Regions from separate parts of the Homo sapiens genome. Here region 1 is linked to region 2. Evidence: chromatin loops called from intact Hi-C (ENCODE). Cell type or tissue: heart right ventricle. All regions are shown on one strand. Each heading gives the region's core, and the rest is flanking DNA. Links, peaks and the distances in the headings are about the cores only. Region 1 has its middle 19 kb from the start of TMEM31. Region 2 overlaps RAB9B (RAB9B, member RAS oncogene family).

The links. Hi-C counts contacts between places; a loop is a spot of excess contacts. Peaks named below come from ENCODE experiments on the same cell type or tissue, not always from the same donor. Only the 100,000 strongest peaks of a DNase experiment are listed, where the experiment ranks them.
Region 1: it touches region 2 in a loop (2.7-fold over the local background); 1 of 110 quality-filtered maps calls a loop at or near these places.

Annotation. Positions count from the first base shown.
Region 1 is chrX:103,725,125-103,734,923 of GRCh38, forward strand. It overlaps the pseudogene GLRA4. Among named protein-coding and RNA genes, the nearest start is that of TMEM31, 19 kb to the left of the region's middle. RefSeq lists an enhancer at 5,739-6,612. In heart right ventricle, for the core only: no CTCF peak of the experiment used is centred there; a DNase peak (open chromatin) is centred at 5,877; H3K27ac peaks cover 1,779 bases.
Region 2 is chrX:103,812,966-103,822,764 of GRCh38, forward strand. RAB9B (RAB9B, member RAS oncogene family) reads right to left here. Exons shown (of 3, transcript NM_016370.4): 3 at 9,362-9,799. Among named protein-coding and RNA genes, the nearest start is that of RAB9B, 14 kb to the right of the region's middle. In heart right ventricle, for the core only: a CTCF peak has its summit at 4,721 (motif pointing left); no DNase peak of the experiment used is centred there.

The sequences.
Region 1 (9,799 bases), core at 1,072-9,071, 88 kb before region 2:
AATGGGTCTCTGGGTGCCATTTGCAAAATGAGAACAAAAACGCCATAAGTCAACACGGCAGCCTGCCAGTTAGTACTAGTAAAGTGTTTTCACAGACAGTAGGTCTTCTTACCCTCCCAATTCTCAGTGAGATGGGAGTGAGGACTGTTATTCCCATTTTACAGATGAGAAAACTGAGGCTTCAAAAGGAGGACTGACTTGTTCAAAGTCTCAGAGCTAGTGACAGGGTCAGGACTCAAACCCTAGGCTGAGGCCTCGTCCAGTGTTCTCTTTCTGAAGGTACTTGGAAAACACTCAATGAGTGATGTCTTGCGGGAAATGATGTGGCTACTACAAAGTTTTGCCCGTCTAGCCTAGTCAAGGATGGGAAGGGCTCAAGGACAACTTGTATTTCTGAGAGTTGGCTTCAGTTGCTTGGGCTTTATGCTGGGCTGCTCAGGAAGTAGGACCCAGCTTCTGAAGAGGGAGTTTTGGCTTCTGGTGTGTGCTCCAACAGGAAGCTATGTTTGAGCTACGTTTTAGTTAAGGACCATGCCACTGCAGGCAGGTGAACTAGTTTTGGCAACTATGGTGGGGAAGCAGGACTCTAGGGATGGGAAAAAGCCTCCTGGTAGGGTAGACATGCTGAGGTCAACTCCCGTATTTTCCCCGCTAACAGCTTGATTTTGAGGAAGGAGCCAGTGTGCTTTGGCATAGCTTAGAAGCCAGCCCCCTTTTCCCCTAACGGGTTTCCCTCTAATAGCAGCAAAGCCCCTTTCATATGCCTACTTACCAACTTGCCAGCTAACAGATAAACTAGGGACTAGGAGCTTAGCAAAGCCTTGGGGACAGGAGCAGTGCTCAGGGCTGAGCTCAGCTGGACTCCAGGCTGGGCCAGGCACCTCCTGCTCCCTCCTGCCTGCTGTCATTGCTCTATAGCCGACTCCACCACTGTCACTGCCGCTGCCGCACTGTGGGACTGGGCAGCAGGGTAACTGCTGTCCTGCTGGGGACTAGTCTTCTTCTAGCCAGTGGGCTCCTCTTTCCCAGTAGATCCATGTACTATCCAGTGACCGATAGAATAATAAAAATAGCTAAGGCCCCATGCTAAATGCTTTACACACTCTGTCTAGTTTAGTTCTCACATTAGTCCTCTCAACTAAGTATTATGATTACCCCCATTATATAAATGAGAAGACTGAGGATCAGCAAGGTGAGGTGAATTCTTCACGATCATGCAGCCAGTGAGTGGTAAAGCCGGGATTCAAATCAAGAGCTACTGACTTCAAAACTAGCTCTATCTATCACAATACTATGGTGCAGGCAGCCCAGGGTGGGCTGCCAAGGAGCCAAAGTAGGGGAAGGTCAGTGGCAGCCCCACCTTGACCGTCTAGAGTCCTGCCTCCTTGAATCTTCTAAGGAAGAGGAAGCCCTTACCCTGGGGACAGAGGCAGGCTCTGAAAATCCAAGGAGGCTGGTGGTGGTGCTGGAGCAAGCAGAAGTCTGTGACTTCACCACAGGATGTCCACGCTAGCCAGGTGCTGCTGCTGCTTCTGGCCACCTGCCACCTGCCTGCTGGGAGGCCACATGGTCCTGCACGTGGAGAAACTGGACCCTCCCCGCCGTCCTCAGCCCCACTCTCAGGTCACCTCTCCTGCTAAGCCTAGACCTAGTATCCTGGGACAGGCTATGGGCTTAGCAGTCTTGGTCCCCAGCCCCTGTTGCAGTACCCTCTTCTGGGGCTAACTTGTCTGAGGACCTGAGAGCAGAGTCACCGTGTGCAGCCACTCCTTCCTCTCTTTCATTCCTGGAAAGTCCTAAACACCTTCAGGACCTAGGAGGATCCAGAGCTGACAGTCTTTCTCATGTAAAGTCTTGGGGTGGCGCAGGGAGAGAAGTCTAACTCTGGTGCTAGGTAGCTGAGCCACCCTGGGCAGGTCATTCCCCATCTCTAGGCCTCAGTTTCCGTATGTACAACGAAGGACTTGGACTCCAGACTCTCTAAGGGCCCGTTTTGCTCTAACTGCCTCTGCTTTCCAAGCCCCAGTGGGAATGCTGCTACTGGAGCTTGAGCTTTGAGGCAGCCTCCCCTCCTGGAGGGCCTGCAAGGCCCAGTGTGGTGCCCCCTTCTGCCTGCATCCTCCTGTCAACTCCAGCTGTGCTGCCATTCTACTTTGAGCTGCTTTTCACTCTTTAGAAGTTTATTGCCCTGCTCTGCATCCCTGCCTGCCTGCCAGCCAATGTGTCTGCAAACAGTGGGGCAGGAGGCTTTGCAGACGCAAGCAGCCCTGCGATGTTTCTTGGATTAACAGGAGGAGGAGGAGGAGTATGCCGCAGTGGTACTGACCCCCTCCACCTTGGGAGGCACTCCTCTTACGATCAGGTCAGCCCAGGCTACAGCCATCTTTCCTGTTCAGCTCACCCTGCCAACCTAGGCTGGCTCCTGGTCTAATGAGAAAGGGGCAATTGGTGGGGGAACATTTACAGGGAGCCCAAAGCCTGTCTTTCCTGCAAGCCCAGGAAGTGACTGCTACTTTTTCCCCCTCAAGGAATAGGGAGCAACCAAGTGAGCACAGGCAGGGTGACTGCAGAAGGCCAAAGAATGTCTAGCCCAGCTCCATCCTGATGTGGTCTTGGGGCAAACCCCTGCTACCTGAAGCCTCTTGGGCTGGCAGTTGACAGATGTTGCCATCATTTTTAGCGATCTGAGCAGTGTGTGGCCCAGATGATAGGGAAACAGGGTTAGGTGGCTGGGCAGACACCCTCCATTCTGGGGCTTAGTTGCCTAGCCCCTACCCAGGCCTAGGAAGCTTCCACCTGTGCAGAAACATTCCCAGCATGACCGGTGCCTTGACATCTCTAATAAAAAGCTCTTGGGGTCCTAACTGGGGGAGGTCGTGTCCTCCCCTGAAGCCCTCCAGACTGCGGGCTTTGTGCAAACTTAGAGGAAAGTGTGCCAGATGCCCAGGTTGCCCATCCCCCTTGGCTAGTGTTTGCATGCACCTCCTTCTCACCCCCACTCAGCTCACCTGAGGAGGACCTGCCCTGGCAGGGTCCAGAGAAGAAGGAAGGAGAGGGTTGCAGGAACAAGAGTTGTCATTCTGCGGGGATCTTGAAGCCCTTTCTCAGCCTGGCTGCCAATGTGAGAGGGGATATCCCTGCAGGAACGCCAAAAGTACAGAGCCTTTCTCCAACCTGGGCTGCTCGCAAAAGAGCCTGCTTTCTCTCCTCTTCTGCCTCTTCTCCTCTGGCCTGTCTTTACCTGCCAGGGGCCAGAACTATTCCCCTGGAAATGATCCTGACACAGATAACCCTACTGGCTTCTGCTTGGGCTCGCCTTGGGCTCCGGAGGGCCTTAGCCTGCCAGCTGGGAGCTGGAAAAGATTCTCTCTGGGCAGCAATCACTCTCCAAACCCTGAAGAGTCTTGGAGGGGAGGGAGGAGGGAGACCGGTAGGAAGATGTTTTCCTGCCTCCCACCTCCCCCTAGATGCACCCTCCGAAAGCAGTAATTTAAAGGCACAGTCGGCAGCAGCTGGAGTGGGGTTCAGAGCCTGCCCGTGTGCCAGGGAGGAGCTTGGGCTGCCATGGCTGTTTGGGGAGGGCCAGAGGTGTTCTGTCCAACCTCTAACTCCCCAGCTGCAGGAGGGCATGTAAGCAGCCCTGCTCCCCCCGCCCCCCACCTCCCACTCCCGACCAGCTTTCCTTTCATCCTGGAGCCAAGCTGGAGCCCAACAGTAAAGTCCTAATGATTGTTACCAGGGGGAAAAAGACCTGAGAGGGTTTAGGCAGCGCCACCAGGTATTCTCAAGCTGACAGCTTCAGGTTAGAGAGAAGGTGAAGAGGCTGAGGGCAGGAATAGCTTTCCCCCAACTCTCTGGACAGAGACACAGAAGGTGCATGATACAGAGGAACTTGGGAACCCTCCTCAAGTGCGGTCTGCCTGCTTGACAGTCTGTCTGTCCCTTCATCTGTCTACCTGCCCCCATCCCACCTCGCCCTTGTAGTTAGTTGTGCAGCCATTCCCGTGCCTGCTTTCCTCCCTCAGGTCGTCTCTTGGGGTCCTCTATAGCTCTCAGAATTCCTCCTCCCAGACACTCCTTCCCCAGCCTGGCTCATGGGAAGGGACAGAGATGCAGAGCAAGGCTGGGACACAGTAGGCTTTGCAGGCTTCAGAGGAATGGCAGCGGGTCAAGAGCAGTGACCTAGTGGCCCTCAGCCCTGGATGGAGGACAGAGGCAGAGGGGTGGGCTGGCCTCTTCCCTTGCCTCCTGCACATTTGCTTACAGCAACAAGGTGCTTTGGCAGCTCCATTTTCTCCTGCCTGACTCTTCCTCAAAGGTTCCAGTGTGTTATCTAAACACCTCTGAGACTTCTCCCCTCCCCCATTTCCTCTTGCTCTCTCTTCTTTTTTTCACTCTACTCCTCTCTTCCTCCCCCCTCCCTGAAATTTTCCTTCACGGACCCTCTGTCCATCTCCATCTCCAATCTTCCTCGCAGTTTCTTCTCTGCGTCTCACTTTCTGTGCCTGTCTGCCTTGCTTCTTTCTTCCTCACTTCCTCTCCATTCCCGGTTTTCTCTTTCCACCTCCCCTGTATCTTCACTCTCTCACACTCTCCTCCAAAACGACAACAGTGAGAAGCCAAGCGTTTTCATTTCTCCCTCAGGGGGAACTCTCCCGCCAGCTCTGCGGAGTTCTGATTGCATGCTGTGGGGAGGGGTCTGTGCCACCTTCTGAGGTTCAATCCTGGAGCTGACTGTGGCCTCCTCAACCTTGCCAGAGAGGGTTTGAGGGGATTGGAAGCTCCTCCACATGGCCTATTGGCTATATGGAAGGATTAATAATGAGGTAGCCGTGAGTGGAACCTGTGCTGCAGCTCCCTTTTGGCTGTGTTATTATTAAGGAAGAGAAATTTTCAAACCATAAATGAAAGGGTAAGAAGAGAATTTTAAATGCACACTAAAATATAGACAGGGGTGCTGGGCTTTTGGAGTTGGGACTGAGAACATTACAAGTCTCAAATAATGCCTATATGGTCAGTAAATGTAAAATAACCTAAAACATCTTTAGCTGCCCTTTCATCTGCTCACCCTCCCTCCTTGTTTCCTTTAAGCATCATGATCCCCACTCCATGGGCAGAAACTGAGCCTTACAGAACCTCCCAGGACAGAGCTCCTTGCTGGGGGTCTGGCGGGGAGGGGTGTGGCTCTTGTCTCCTCTGTGTAACTCACTTCCTGTGGCAAAACTCAACATGTCACTTCTCCTGCTTCAACAGTTCCCCATTGCTCTCAGGCTGCAGCCCAAGGTTGGTCACTCTGCTTGTCCCACTGATGCATCTAGAGTTTCCTGTTCTGTCTCTCCAGCTTCCTGGTGTTTTTGTATGTTGTTCCCTTTATCCAAAGTACTCTTCCCTCCACTCTTACCCTTCTGGACTGAGTCTCGTTGTCATTTTGTAAGGAACACTTCTGGAGCTGCCCCCATGTCCCTTGGGTATAGGATAGGAGACTGTCCAATGTGTTCCCACAGGACCCTCACCTTTGCAGCACTCTGTCACACTGTCACATTACCAGATTACTTGCCTGTCTCCCCTACTATCGCAAGCTCCCTGATGAGCAGAGACACATCATCCACCAAATCCCCAGCACACTATAGGCAATTAGTGAACATTTGTTAAAAGATGCATCCTGGGCAGGAATATTTCCTCAAGCTCAGTGCCTCTGCATCTCTCTCTGTCAAACAAGAAGTTTGACACACAGAGAGAGGCCAGCATGACGTAATGATAATAAGGAAAAATGAGAAAGCAGTTTTTATTCCCTTGTCCCTTAGGTCTGCGGCCTCACACTCGGTCATCTGGAATTCTTAGCTAATGGAAGGCATAGGCCCCTGGGGACCTGTCTATTGTCTCGGTCCCACCTCCTGTGTGCCAGATTGGATCTCTGAGTGCTGAGATCATAGCAGGATCAGCTTCATGAGAGGAAAGATCCCTTCTTGTGAGAGGCTGTAGCTATGACCAAATGTTTGGCTGACATGGTGAAGAGATACAGCTTTCCTAGGGTGCTGGAAGCAGGCTCTTGGGGTATAGAAGGGAGAAAGGGAGGTAAAGAACTGGGTAAGCTGCACTAGGCGTTCACAAACAGCAGGAGAGGTGGGAATTGGAAGAATTCCCTGTAACAACAGGAAGCAACACTTTCCAAAGATGACCTCAGCATTTTCTGCTGTGGGAAGAGTACAACGTTGTGTTGAGCCTCACCCCATAACCTTTTTCTCTTCTCATCACTAAGCTATGGAGTATATGCATCATCATGTTCCAAAATGTATCGCACCCTTTTCCTGTTTTGCAACTGGCTGCCATACTCACCCGAGAACTGGCTTTATTGCAGTGCTGAAGTTGTATAGAAGCTACAATAGGCAAAATGTTTTTCAGAATGAAAGATATTATTTTGTCATGAAAAAACTACCAAACTGCTAAAAATGGATTAAGCACATTTTCGTAAGTGTTTCATTCCAGAAAAGAGTCTGCCACGTTTCAACCCTATGCAGGGAAAATTGCAACTGTGCCCTGCTGATAAGCAGGCTTCCTGAAACCTCAGTCTGAGGAGCAGCAGGTCTGCATTGGGATGGGTATTGTTTGGTAAATTCAGTGACTTCTAGGGCTACATTTTGGGGGGCAAAGTTGGAGAACCATTTGGCATACCTTTCTGGACTCAACTTCAATTACCCAGATGGTATGGCCCCCGGATTGCCTATCTCACTTATTGAAGTAGAGAGAGAGCTGAGAGGTACCTTGAAAGGCAGGCTGTGTTCCCCAATCTGAGGAAACTCTCAGAGCTTTAGCTACTCTTCAGAAGCACTAGGCTAAGTAGTTGGAGGGGGGTTGAAAAAAAGACAGACACCTTTTTAAAAATCTGCTGACAATGACCGTGGCGTTTCAGTTGGATCTCTAAGGAGCAAGCCTGCATCTTTTTGCTGCGTGTGAATTTTTCTTTTCAGGGTTATTTTCAACTACCAAAGATATGACAATTTACTTGAAAGCGGAGGCTCAACTTCTGGTGCTGAGGAGCACTGGCATCAGAGGCAAGAAGCTCTTCCACCCTTGGGAATTAAGGGGATGGTGCCCAGTGTGTGGGGGCAGTAGTGGTGGTGGAGGTTTCACAGTCCTAGACTCAGGTGGAGTAAGGAAGAACAAAATTGCAGATATGATAGACACATTCAGTGCTCTCTTGACTTTTGGACAGTGACTGGTTCAAGTCTGATGCTTCAAAGATTTGGCTTCATTCTTTTGTTTAATAGAATATTTCAGGTATGAGTTTTGCAGACAAAAACGTGAAGTATGTGAACTTGGGGAGGCCAGTGGAGAGGTTAACCGAATTCCTCTCAGTCTCCAAAGACAAACCAGATGTGAGCACCAGGATGGCACCAGTGAACAATGGCCCTGCCTCTGTTGCTGGGCTCTCTGTTAAGAATCCAGGGAACAACAGAGTGGTGAAGCTCCAGCTAGGGAAGGTGTAGTGACTAGCATCCAGATATGCATCATTTCTCTCCTTCTGAATGGACCTTCAGAATCGTTACTCATCACATCAGCCACTTGAGAGCAATTCACTAGCTGTGCAGAAGAGTTTCATTAAGGTTTCCACAGAGTTTGCATTGACTTTCCTTGTCTCTTGGCTCTTGTAACTCTGCAACATTCTTGTTAGGGGATGATAGGACCATGTCATGCCTCTCCTCAAAGGTAAATTGGTTTTTGCTTGTGATCATGTTCATGAATATCTTATTTTACTCATTTGGGGATTGTGATAATGCATGCTATGTAAGGCATGAAGCCCTTACATAACATAAAAGCAACAGAACTTGGAAAAATGAATATTTACTGTGTGGAATGGATCACACTCCCGCTAATTCATGCATGCATTCAACAAATATTTATTGAGTGCAAATCATATGCCAGATGCCAGATATTCTAGGCTCTGGAGATACAACAGTGAAAAAAGCAGATGGAGTCCATGCCCTCATGTAGCTTAGATTCTAGTGGGTCACTAATGTAATTCCTTCCCAAAGAAGGCTTCTGCCTGAGTCATCAGCAATGCCCCAGGGCCTGAGTGCCTCTCACAGCATATGAGTAGGGCATTTATTATATGGCCTAGAAAATAGACTATTTTTTTCAGCAGGCAGTAATGAGCTTCATTTTTATCTATCCCAGAATCTTTCTGCTAGTCACATCACACAGGTCATCACCTGCTAGACACCCTTTCAAGAAGCTTATCCTTCAATAATCCAACCCTACAGAACACGCATGCCCAAGAACCCTGAAAAGATAATCTCATGATTATCTCATGATGCATACATATTTGTCTGCAACTGTTAATAAGCACCTTCCTCACTAGAAGAGTTAGGCGAGATTAACAGCATCCTTAGCTGTGGTGCTTCTCTGAGTGGTTTCCAATTATTTAGGATCCTTCCTTCCTTCCTTCTTCCCCCTTCAATCTTTTCACTTTATCTTTCCTTCAGTCTATCTTTCTGTCTGTTCTCCTGTCTTTTCTTCTGTTTTTCTTTTTTGGTTTTACTATGAATAAATTTAATGTTTGTTGTAATAGGACACTGGACACTAAAGTAAAGAACAGTTTGGTTGATTACTACATAGAATTGTGCACAAATCTGAATTTGCATTACTAACACCAATCACATAGTTATAGTTGGCAAATGTTATATGCCAAAATTATAAATTTAACATTACAAATGATGTACTAGCCTAAATTTGCACTTCTGTAGTGTTCATTATCTGAGTATACACGTGTGCATGCAGACACACACACACACACAGAACTCTCCTTGATAATCTGAAGATGATATCCCTGTTGCTAACAATTATTATCCAAGAGTGTGTGGCCAAAGAAATTGGAGTGTGATGACTAGTCCATTTTATCCTGAGTACAGGTAGATCTTGTCTTTGTTTTGTGGCTGAGGTCTCTACATTTACTGTGCTAATGAAGTGCTTCTAGCCAGTCACTTGCCCAGAATAATTGGAATCCCTAGGTAAGATGCCAAATTGAGCCACTTCTCTTTGTACAAGGTAGGGGAGGTATTCATTTTGCAGAGTTATGTCGCATATGGCCCCAAATCACAGATTCTAATCAATGACAGGCACTCCTAAAGAGTCATCTCAGATACTAATCAGACAATAGGCAACTCCAAACCACATAGCAGGTCACACACATGAGCTTTTGCTGCCACCCACTCCTGCACTGTCAGCAACATCATCGTCAGACACTAAGAGAGTGTTGCTTTGAGAACTCTGACTTTTCTTTCCTGCCCATTGTCAGTTTCTTTCTGTAACCTTTACATTGCCTTTCTAACCACACATTAAATCCCACGTGTTCTATAATCCCCTCACTTTCCACAGCAGTGTGCCCACTGCTGAGTCAAAGGCAGGTGCTGTTTCACAACTGCAAATCCAGTACAATCAGCCTCAATTATGGGCCAGTTTCAGGAAAGACAAATAGGATGCTGAGGACTTGACATTTTCAGACAAGCCATGGCATAGATCCAGGAAGTCTGCTCAGTTGCATCACCTTAAGCAAAAGCACTTGGGAGACCAAATTATTTTCCGTGTACAGAACCAGGTATATGAAATGGTAGGATAAAGTAGAAGAGGACTATTTAGAAAGTTCACTGAGTAGGGATGAACATTTTAGCACTGCAGAGAAACACCCAGGAGGAAACTGGAAGTGAGGGCCAGGGAGCTCAGCTCATCCTGAGCTCTGGAGGTAGAGAATTTGAAGTGGCTCTTTTCTGATGGCTCTGATTCTGGCTAAATGTTTGCTGAG
Region 2 (9,799 bases), core at 979-8,978:
GAATATTGCTCTGTCACCCAGGCTGGAGTGCAGTGGTGTGATACACCTCCTGGGTTCAAGTGTTTATTGTGCTTCAGCCTCCTGAGTAGCTGAGATTACAGGACATGCCACCACGCCTGGCTAATTTTTGTATTTTTAGTAGAGACGGGGTTTCACCGTGTTGGCCAGGATGGTCTCGATCTCCTCATCTTGTGATCTGCCTGCCTTGGCCTCCCAAAGTGCTGGGATTATAAGCTTGAGCCAGCACGTCCAGCATCAGTTTTATTGTCTATAAAAAGAAGGGATTGGATCTAAGCATCTTAGAGTCTGTTCCAACATTTGACCTAAAATGGCACACATATCACCATATTTTCTGCACCTCACCCCTAAACTGGACTCAACCTTCCTTTTTTAGAATTTTTCTAAAAAACCTGTTTGTTTTAAAGAGACCTTTTTGCATCTATTAAATACTGCAATCTGTCGCCAATGATATCACAAGAACTGTTTGTTTTTGTTTTTGTTTGTTCGTTTGTTTTTGAGACAGAGTCTTGCTCTGTCTCTAGGCTGGAGGGCAGTGGCGTGATCTTGGCTCACTGCAACCTCCGTCTTATTCACACATAACACTATTAACCTTAAATGTAAATGGGCTAAATGCCCCAATTAAAAGACGACGACTGGCAAATTGGATAAAGAGTCAAGATCCATCAGTGTGCTGTATTCAGGAGACCCATCTCATGTGCAAAGGCAAACGTAAGCTCAAAATAAAGGGATGGAGGAAGATCTACCATGCAAATGGAAAGCAAAAAAAAAAAAAAAAAAAAAAAAAAGCAGGAGTGGCAATCCTGGTCTCTGAGAAAACAGACTTTAAACCAACAAAGATCAAAAGAGACAAATAAGGCCATTACATAATGGTAAAGGGATCAATTCAACAAGAAGAGCTAACTATCCTAAATATATATGCACCCAATACAGGAGCACCCTGATTCATAAAGCAAGTTCTAAGTGACCTACAAAGATATTTAGACTCCCACACAATAATAATGGGAGACTTTAACACCTCATTGTCAATATTAGACAGATCAATGAGACAGAAAATTAACAAGGATATTCAGGACTTGAACTCAGCTCTGGACCAAGCAGACCTAATAGACATCTACAGAACTCTCCACCCCAAATCAACAGAATATACATTCTTCTCAGCACCACATCACACTTATTCTAAAATTGACCACATAATTGGAAGTAAAAGACTCCTTAGCAAATGTAAAAGAACAGAAATTACAACAAACTGTCTCTCAGACCACAGTGCAATCAAATTAGAACTCAGGATTAAGAATCTCACTCAAAACCGCACAACTACATGGAAACTGAACAACCTGCTCCTGAATGACTACTGGGTAAATAACGAAATGAAAGCAGAGATAAAGATGTTCTTTGAAACCAATGAGAACAAAGGCACAACATACCAGAATCTCCTGGACACATTTAAAGCAGGGTTTAGAGGGAAATTTATAGCACTAAATGTCCACAAGAGAAAGCAGGAGAGATCTAAAATCGACACCCTAACATCACAATTTAAAGAACTAGAAAAGGAAGAGCAAACAAATTCAAAAGCTAGCAGAAGACAAGAAGTAACTAAGATCAGATCAGAACTGAAGGAGATAGAGACACAAAAAACCCTTAAAAAAATCAATGAATCCAGGAGGTGTTTTTTTGAAAAGACCAACAAAATAGGTAGACTGCTAGCAAGATTAATAAAGAAGAAAAGAGAGAAGAATCAAATACACGCAATAAAAAATGATAAATGGGATATCACCCCTGATCCCACAGAAATACAAACTACCATCAGAGAATACTATAACACCTCTATGCAAATTAACTAGAAAATCTAGAAGAAATGGATAAATTCCTGGACACATACACCCTCCCAAGACAAACCACAAAGAAGTTGAATCTCTGAATAGACCAATAACAGGTTCTGAAATTGAGACAATAATTAATAGCCTACCAACCAAAAAAAAGTCCAGGACTAGATGGATTCACAGCCGAATTCTACCAGAGGTACAAAGGGGAGATGGCACCATTCCTTCTGAAACTATTACAAACAATAGAAAAAGAGGGAATCCTCCCTAACTCATTTTATGAGACCAGCATCATCCTGATACCAAAGCCTGGCAGAGACAGACACAACAAAAAAAGAGAATTTTAGGCCAGTATCCCTGATGAACATCGATGTGAAAATCCTCAACAAAATACTGGCAAACCGAGTCCAGCAGCACATCAAAAACCTTATCCTCTGCAATCAAGTTGGCTTCATCCCTGGGATGCAAGGCTGGTTCAACATACACATATCAATAAAGGTAATCCATCACATAAACAGAACCAATGATAAAAACCACATGATTATATCCATAGATGCAGAAAAGTCCTTTGACAAAATTCAACAGCATTTCATGCTAAAAACTCTCAATATCGATGGAACGTATCCCAAAATAATAAGAGCTATTTATGACAAACCCACAGCCAATATCATACTGAATGGGCAAAAACAGGAAGCATTCCCTTGGAAAACTGGCACAAGACAAGGATGCCCTCTCTCACCACTCCTATTCAACATAGTATTAGAAGTTCTGGCCAGGGCAATCAGGCAAGAAAAAGCAATACAGGGTATTCAAATAGGAAGAGAGGAAGTCAAATTGTCTCTGTTTGCAGATGCCATGATTGTATATTTAGAAAACACCATTGTCTCAGCCCAAAATCTTCTCAAGCTGATGAGCAACTTCAGCAAAGTCTAAGGATACAAAATCAATGTGCAAAAATCACAAGCATTCCTATACACCAATAACAGACAAACAGAGAGCCAAACTATGAGTGAACTCCCATTCACCATTGCTACAAAGAGAATAAAGTGCCTAGGAATACAACTTACACAGGATGTGAAGGACCCCTTCAAGAACTACAAACCACTGCTCAAGGAAATAAGAGAGGACACAAACAAATGGAAAAACATTCCACGCACATGGATATGAAGAATCAATATCATGAAAATGGTCTTACCGCCCAAAGTAATTTATAGATTCGATGCTATCCCCATCAAGCTATCAATGACTTTCTTCACAGAGTTGGAAAAAACTACTTTATACTTCATATGGAACCAAAAAAGAGCTCGCATAGCCAAGACAATCCTGGGCAAGACGAACAAAGCTGCAGGCATCAAGCTACCTGACTTCAAACTTTACTACAAGACTACAGTAACCAAAACAGCATGGTACCGGTACCAAAACAGATATATAGACCAATGGAACAGAACAGAGGTCTCAGAAATAACACCACACATCTACCACCATCTGATCTTTGGCAAACCTGACAAAAATAAGAAATGGGGAAAGGATTCCCTATTTAATAAATGGTGCTGGGAAAACTGGCTAGCCATATGTGGAAAGCTGAAACTAGACCCCTTCCTTACACCTTATACAAAAATTAATTCAAGATGGATTAAAGTCTTAAACGTAAGACCTAGGACCATAAACATCCTAGAAAAAAACCTGAGCAATACCATTCAGGACATAGGCATGGGCAAAGACTTCAAGTCTAAAACACCAAAAGCAATGGCAACAAAAGCCAAAATTGACAAATGGGATCTAATTAAACTAAAGAGCTTCTGCACAGAAAAATAAACTATTATCAGAGTGAACAGGCAACCTACAGAATGGGAGAAAATTTTTGCAATCTATCCATCTGACAAAGGGCTAATATCCAGAATCTATACAGAATTTAAACAAATTTACAAGAAAAAATCAAACAACCCCATCAAAAAGTGGGTGAAGGATATGAACAGACACTTCTCAAAAGAAGACATTTATTCAGCCAACATACATATAAAAATGCTCATCATCACTGGTCATTAGAGAAATGCAAATCAAAACCACAATGAGATACCTTCTCAAGCCAGTTAGAATGGCAATCATTACAAAGTTAGGAAACAACAGATGCTGGAAAGGTTGTGGAAAAATAGAAACGCTTTTACACTGTTGGTGGGAGTATAAATTAGTTCAACCATTGTGGAAGATGGTGTGGCAATTCCTCAAGGATCTAGAACTAGAAATACCTTTTGACCCAGCAATTCTATTACAGGACATGTACCCAAAGGATTATAAATCATTCTGTTATAAAGACACATGTACACGTATGATTATTGTGGCACTATTCACAGTAGAAAAGACTTGGAACCAACCCAAATGTCCATCAATGATAGACTGGATTAAGAAGATGTGGCACATATACACCATGGAATACTATGCAGCCATGAAAAAGGATGAGTTTGTGTCCTCTTGTGGGACATGGATGAAGCTGGAAACTATCATTCTCAGCAAACTATCACAAGATCAGAAAACCAAACGCCGCATGTTCTTACTCATAAGTGGGAGTCGAACAATAAGAACACGTGGACACAGGGAGGGGAACATCACACACTGTGGCCTGTCAAGGGTTGGGGGCTAGGGGAGGGATAACATTAGGAGAACTACCTAATGTAGGTGATGGGATGAAGGGTGCAGCAAACCACCATGGCACGTGTATACCTATGTTACAAATGTGCACGTTCTGCACATGTAACCCAGAAATTAAAGTATACATATAATATATATATATACTCTCTCTATATATACTATATATATGCACACATATATATAAGTTTAGTCTATGGCGGAACACTAACCGGTCTTTATTGCCCCCTTGTGGTTGAAAGTGGAACTGTTTCTATCTCTGCATTTATATTTAACACAAGGCTTCAGAATAATCTGATTATTACAGCAGTAGACTCAATTCAAACCAGTCATTTGACATCATGCAATTAAAGCATCTGGATGAATGAATATTTTTTATTTCTAGCAATTCTTTTATCATGGTGACCAAAGCTTAGATTCATAACCTTTCTAAACAAAAGTAGTCTCGAGTATAATCAGAAACAAAGGACAAATCAAATAAGCACCTCTCTTTCCCCAACCCACCAGTTTTCTAATTTATCAGAACATAACCTTTTCTATAATATGGCAGTATATTTTTAAAATACCATAAACAAAATTAAAAGGCAAGATCTATGGGAGGGGATTGCAGAAAACTAGCAATGTGGATAAGATCAAAGGTTAATACCCACAATATAAAAAAAGATTTCCTTGGAATCAATAAGAAACAAAAATGAATGTTCCCCAACCCCCATAAGGGTCCATTCACTCAAGGAAAAATAAAAATGGCCAATGAATGTATAAACAATTACTCTCAAAAAATTAAATAAATGTAAATGACAGCATGAGATCATTTTTTCACCCATCAGACTGCACATATGGGGTTAAAAAGGAAGATAATAGTCCATACGTTTGGGTGTTGGAAAGATAGTCTTCCTCTTATTCTACTGGTGTTGATGTCATTTGGGATAAGTTTCTAGAGGCCAATTTGCCAGTATATATTAAAATTAATAAAAAATTCATAATCTTTGACCTAGAAATTTTACTAGTAGGAAATAAACAGAGGTGAGAGTTAAGATTGATATTAAGGAACTTCACTGATGCTTTATTTTATGAAAAGAAGGCAGCTGTAAAACAACCTAAATGTCTAGCAATAAGTGTTTTATTAAAAGTTTAGCAATATGGGTAATTGTGGTAAACCCTTCAATACAATATTATGCAAACAGCAAATATAATCTTAGAAGAATATATGTCTTAGAGAAAAGTTAAGTACTATAGATATATATTAAGTAAAAAAGATTACAGTGTGTGCAGTATCAAATCAATTTTAAAAATACATAAATATATTAAAATCTACACTAAAATGTTAAAATCTGCTTATCTCAGGTTAATAGGATTACATTACAGATGACTTTAATTTTTTAAATCTTGCTTTTCTATTTCTTTCATTACTTCATTTTTCTACGGTGGATGTGTATGGCTTTTGTAATCAGAAAAAAAGAACATTTTAAAGCATTTATCGGTCACTCTAAGTTTTCTAGCAGGGAACAAATGGAAAAAGAGAGAACTCAGAGGCTACTGGCACTTGTTCATCTATTAACAGACTCTATGTTGAGCAATATATTACAGGACACACCCTTGGATATGTCGTTTCTAAGGCAGCCAGGAACAACGTAAGAGAAAAGAGATGATATGAGCCTGTTTCTTGCTTCCTCATGAATGCACCACAGGAAAGTGTGATTTGTATTTTTACTCTAATCAATATAGCTAATGTTGAATTAAGAGCTATTTCTTTCATTAAGGCAGCATTTCCCAATTCTTTTTATCAATCAGTTAACTAGATGTGGCACAGCTTGGCAGGTCTGATTAAAATTCAGGAGTGTTATAGTGAGACCATTATACATTTACCCATAGTTCATACAGCACGAAAGGAACTGACAGATTACTTAAAAATACACATGCTTGCACACACAAAACCCACTGTTTAAAAAGACATTTATATATAACTGAATCATCATTCTCTGTGTTTCCTTGGAGAAGGCAAAGAGATTTATGAAGACACAAAGATCACTGCAGCAGTTTCTATATGACTACAGGTGACGACGCCACATCTTGAGCTGTGAAGATGCTTATTTTCACTGGGAAAATATTAAGTAACTTCTTGCCCCCTTAAAAAAAAACCCTTTCACACATTATTACCACTACCATCACTAGCAGAATAAGAGATCCTTGCTCACCAGTTTTGGCAAGCATATCAGTAAGAAGGCATTTAATAATTTTTCCTTTATTCCATAAACATGCCTAGCTTTTGTCATTATCCCTTCCTTCTCTTAAAGAGAAAGTAGTAAAGAATGAGAGCTCTTTTGGTGATGGAAACTTGAGGAAATTAAAATGACCAGTTTGGAAAAAGAAAACATTAGTGAATATCCCAAATCATGCACATTAACGTTTTATCAAAAGGTGTATGCTATGCTCTGAATCTTTTTGTCCCCCTCCAAAATTCATAGGTTGAAATCCTAACCCCCCAAGGTTATGGCATTATAAGGAGATGGGGCCTTTGGAAGGTGATTAGGTCACAAGGGTGAAGCCCTCATAAATGGGATTAGTGTCCTTATAAAAGAGGCCCAGGAGAAACCCCTTCCCCCTTCCACAGAGCTGGAAGGTGCCATCTGTGAACCAGAAATCAAGACCTCACCAGACCCTGAATGTGCGGATGCCTTGATTTTGGACTTCCTAGCCTCCAGAGCTGAGAAATGAAATTCTGTAGTTTATAGCCTACCAAGCTTATGGTATTTTGTTAGGGCAGCCCAAATGGGCTAAGACAGTATATTACAGTTTATCTGCCCTAAAATCAAGTGTAAGAAAAACACTGCACTGTAGTAAATTTTACATTTCCACAGCAAAGAGAGAAAAAAAGTGAAATGATTATCTAGATCACTGAGGAAAAAAAATTGCTGCAAGATCTACTTTGGGTAATTCAAATGAAAGTAGAGATGTCCATCCCACCTCCCAGCTTGAAATTACTCAAATTGATACCTCGATTTTCCAGTGTGTTTTAAAACTACAGTTACAAGATGGAAGACAAATTATGTATTCCACACCTTCCTGTTTCTGGAAGGACTATCGCCAAACCATTTCCAAAAAATGAGACCGTACTGTTTCTTAAGACATCATGAGGAGATTTCCCACTGGGTTATGAATGAGGCAGAAAAACATTAAAGACAGGAAGTTGGCATTCTGTTTTTAAAATATCAGTTATGGGCCCCGGTGCATTGGCTCACACCTGTAATCCCAGAACTTTGGGAGGCCAGGTGGGTGGATCACTTGAGGCCAGGAGTTCAAGACCAGCCTGGCCAACATGGTGAAGCCCTGTCTCTACAACAAATACAAAAATTAGCCAGGTGTGGTGGCGGGCGCCTGTAATCCCAGCTATTAGGGAGGCTGAGGCATGAGAATCGCTTGAGTCCGGGAGGCCGAGGTTGCAGTTAGCCAAGATCAGGCCACTGCACTCCAGCCTGGGCAACAGAGCAAGACCCTGTCTCAAACACACACACACACACACACACACACACACATACACACACACACACACACACACACACACACAAAGTTAGCTGGGCATGCTGGTGCATGCCTGTAATCCCAGCTACTCAGGAGGCTGAGGTGGAAGGACTGCTTAAGTTCAGGAGGTGGAGGTTGCAGTGAGCCAAGATCAGGCCACTACACTCTAGCCTGGGCAAAAGAGCGAGACCCTGTCTCAAAAAAAAAAATAATCAGTTACAAATGAGCAAATCCTTATTAAGTGGCTTATAAATCTATGACTTTCTATATTCTAAAAGTTGCATCATTATAGACTAGTCAAAATGATTTGGGGTGCTGCATTTGAAGCATGGTCTGATAATGTGTTAAATTATAATCCTCAGAGATGGAAATGGTACATGTGGCAAAAAAAAAAAAAAAAAATCTGTTTCCCAACAAATTCCCCACCCCCAATTTCAACTGCCCAAAGTTGCAACAGGCAAAAGTAGACAGAGAGAAGAGAGTGAAATCTGTGGCAGATGGAATCAATGTAATGAAACTATATATGCTGTGGAAAGATTTGTGTCCATAATTTTAAAACCGCCATTATGTATATTCAAGCCATTGGGTGCTAATGTATCTTTAAAATCCAATATGTGAGAGGCAAGAGAACAGAATATTTAACAAAATTATTCTTTGCTTTTCTTATTTGTTTCACCTATATTTTCATGTTTTCCTAAGGTCTGGACAATTCACCAGTCAGGAAAATAAAGGGAATATGTCTACTCTGTTTATATTTTTTGATGGTTTAACATTTATCTTATTTTTTATGCAACGTTGTTTATTATAATATTTTTTCTTTTATTTGTATAAATTTAGGGGGCACAAGTGCAGTTTTGTTATATGGGTATATTGCAGATTGAAATCTGGGCTTTTAGTGTACCCATCACCAGAATAGTGTACATTGTATCCATTAAGTAATGGTTTTAAATTATAATAAAGAAATAAAGTGGAAAGTTAAGATTCAATTTCCAGTCCCAATACACGTCATGCATTAGAAAGTGGTTAAACCCATGAGTTTGAGGCTGCTATGAGCCATGATTGCGCCACTGCACTCCAGCCTGAGCAATGGAGGGACCCTGTCTCTAATAACTAAATAAATAGAAAGAAAGTGGTATAAAATAAAAAGGACCTCCCTGCCCCAATCTTTAGAGTTTGCTTCACAATCAGTATAGAAATATCTGATCACTAGATAGTGGCTGCTTGGAGTACCACATGAAACATGATCCAGAGGCCACATCCAGTGCAGCCTGAAAGAGTGACTTGATTAATAAGTACTGTCCATCACACCCACCAATTTCTCAAAAAGAGAAAGGGAGGGAATAAACACAAACATTGTGTGCTGGTTATTCAAAATGCACTTTTTATTCACTTTAACACAGATGATTTTTTACAGTTGAAAGAAAATATTTGATACACAATTTTGAGTTTTTTTTAGCAGCACCTGCAACAAGAGGATTGTGGAATACCTCAGAATAAAGTAGAGATGGCTGGGGCAGGCACAAATTAACCTGATATTCATCAATCCACTGAAGACATATGGAATCTGAGGCCCCTGAAAGTTAGCCAATACATGACAATAAACTAAATAAATATTCTGTATGATGTTTTAACAGACCATTGAAAAACAGTATAGTCCTAATTAGAAATATATTATTCCAAAAATCTAGTGTTCTTTAAAAAAACACCTATTGAAAATATTACACTGCACATTCTAGGGTACACAGTCAATTTCTAAACCTATATGCACAGTTCTTGGTACTCACAGATTTCAGCCT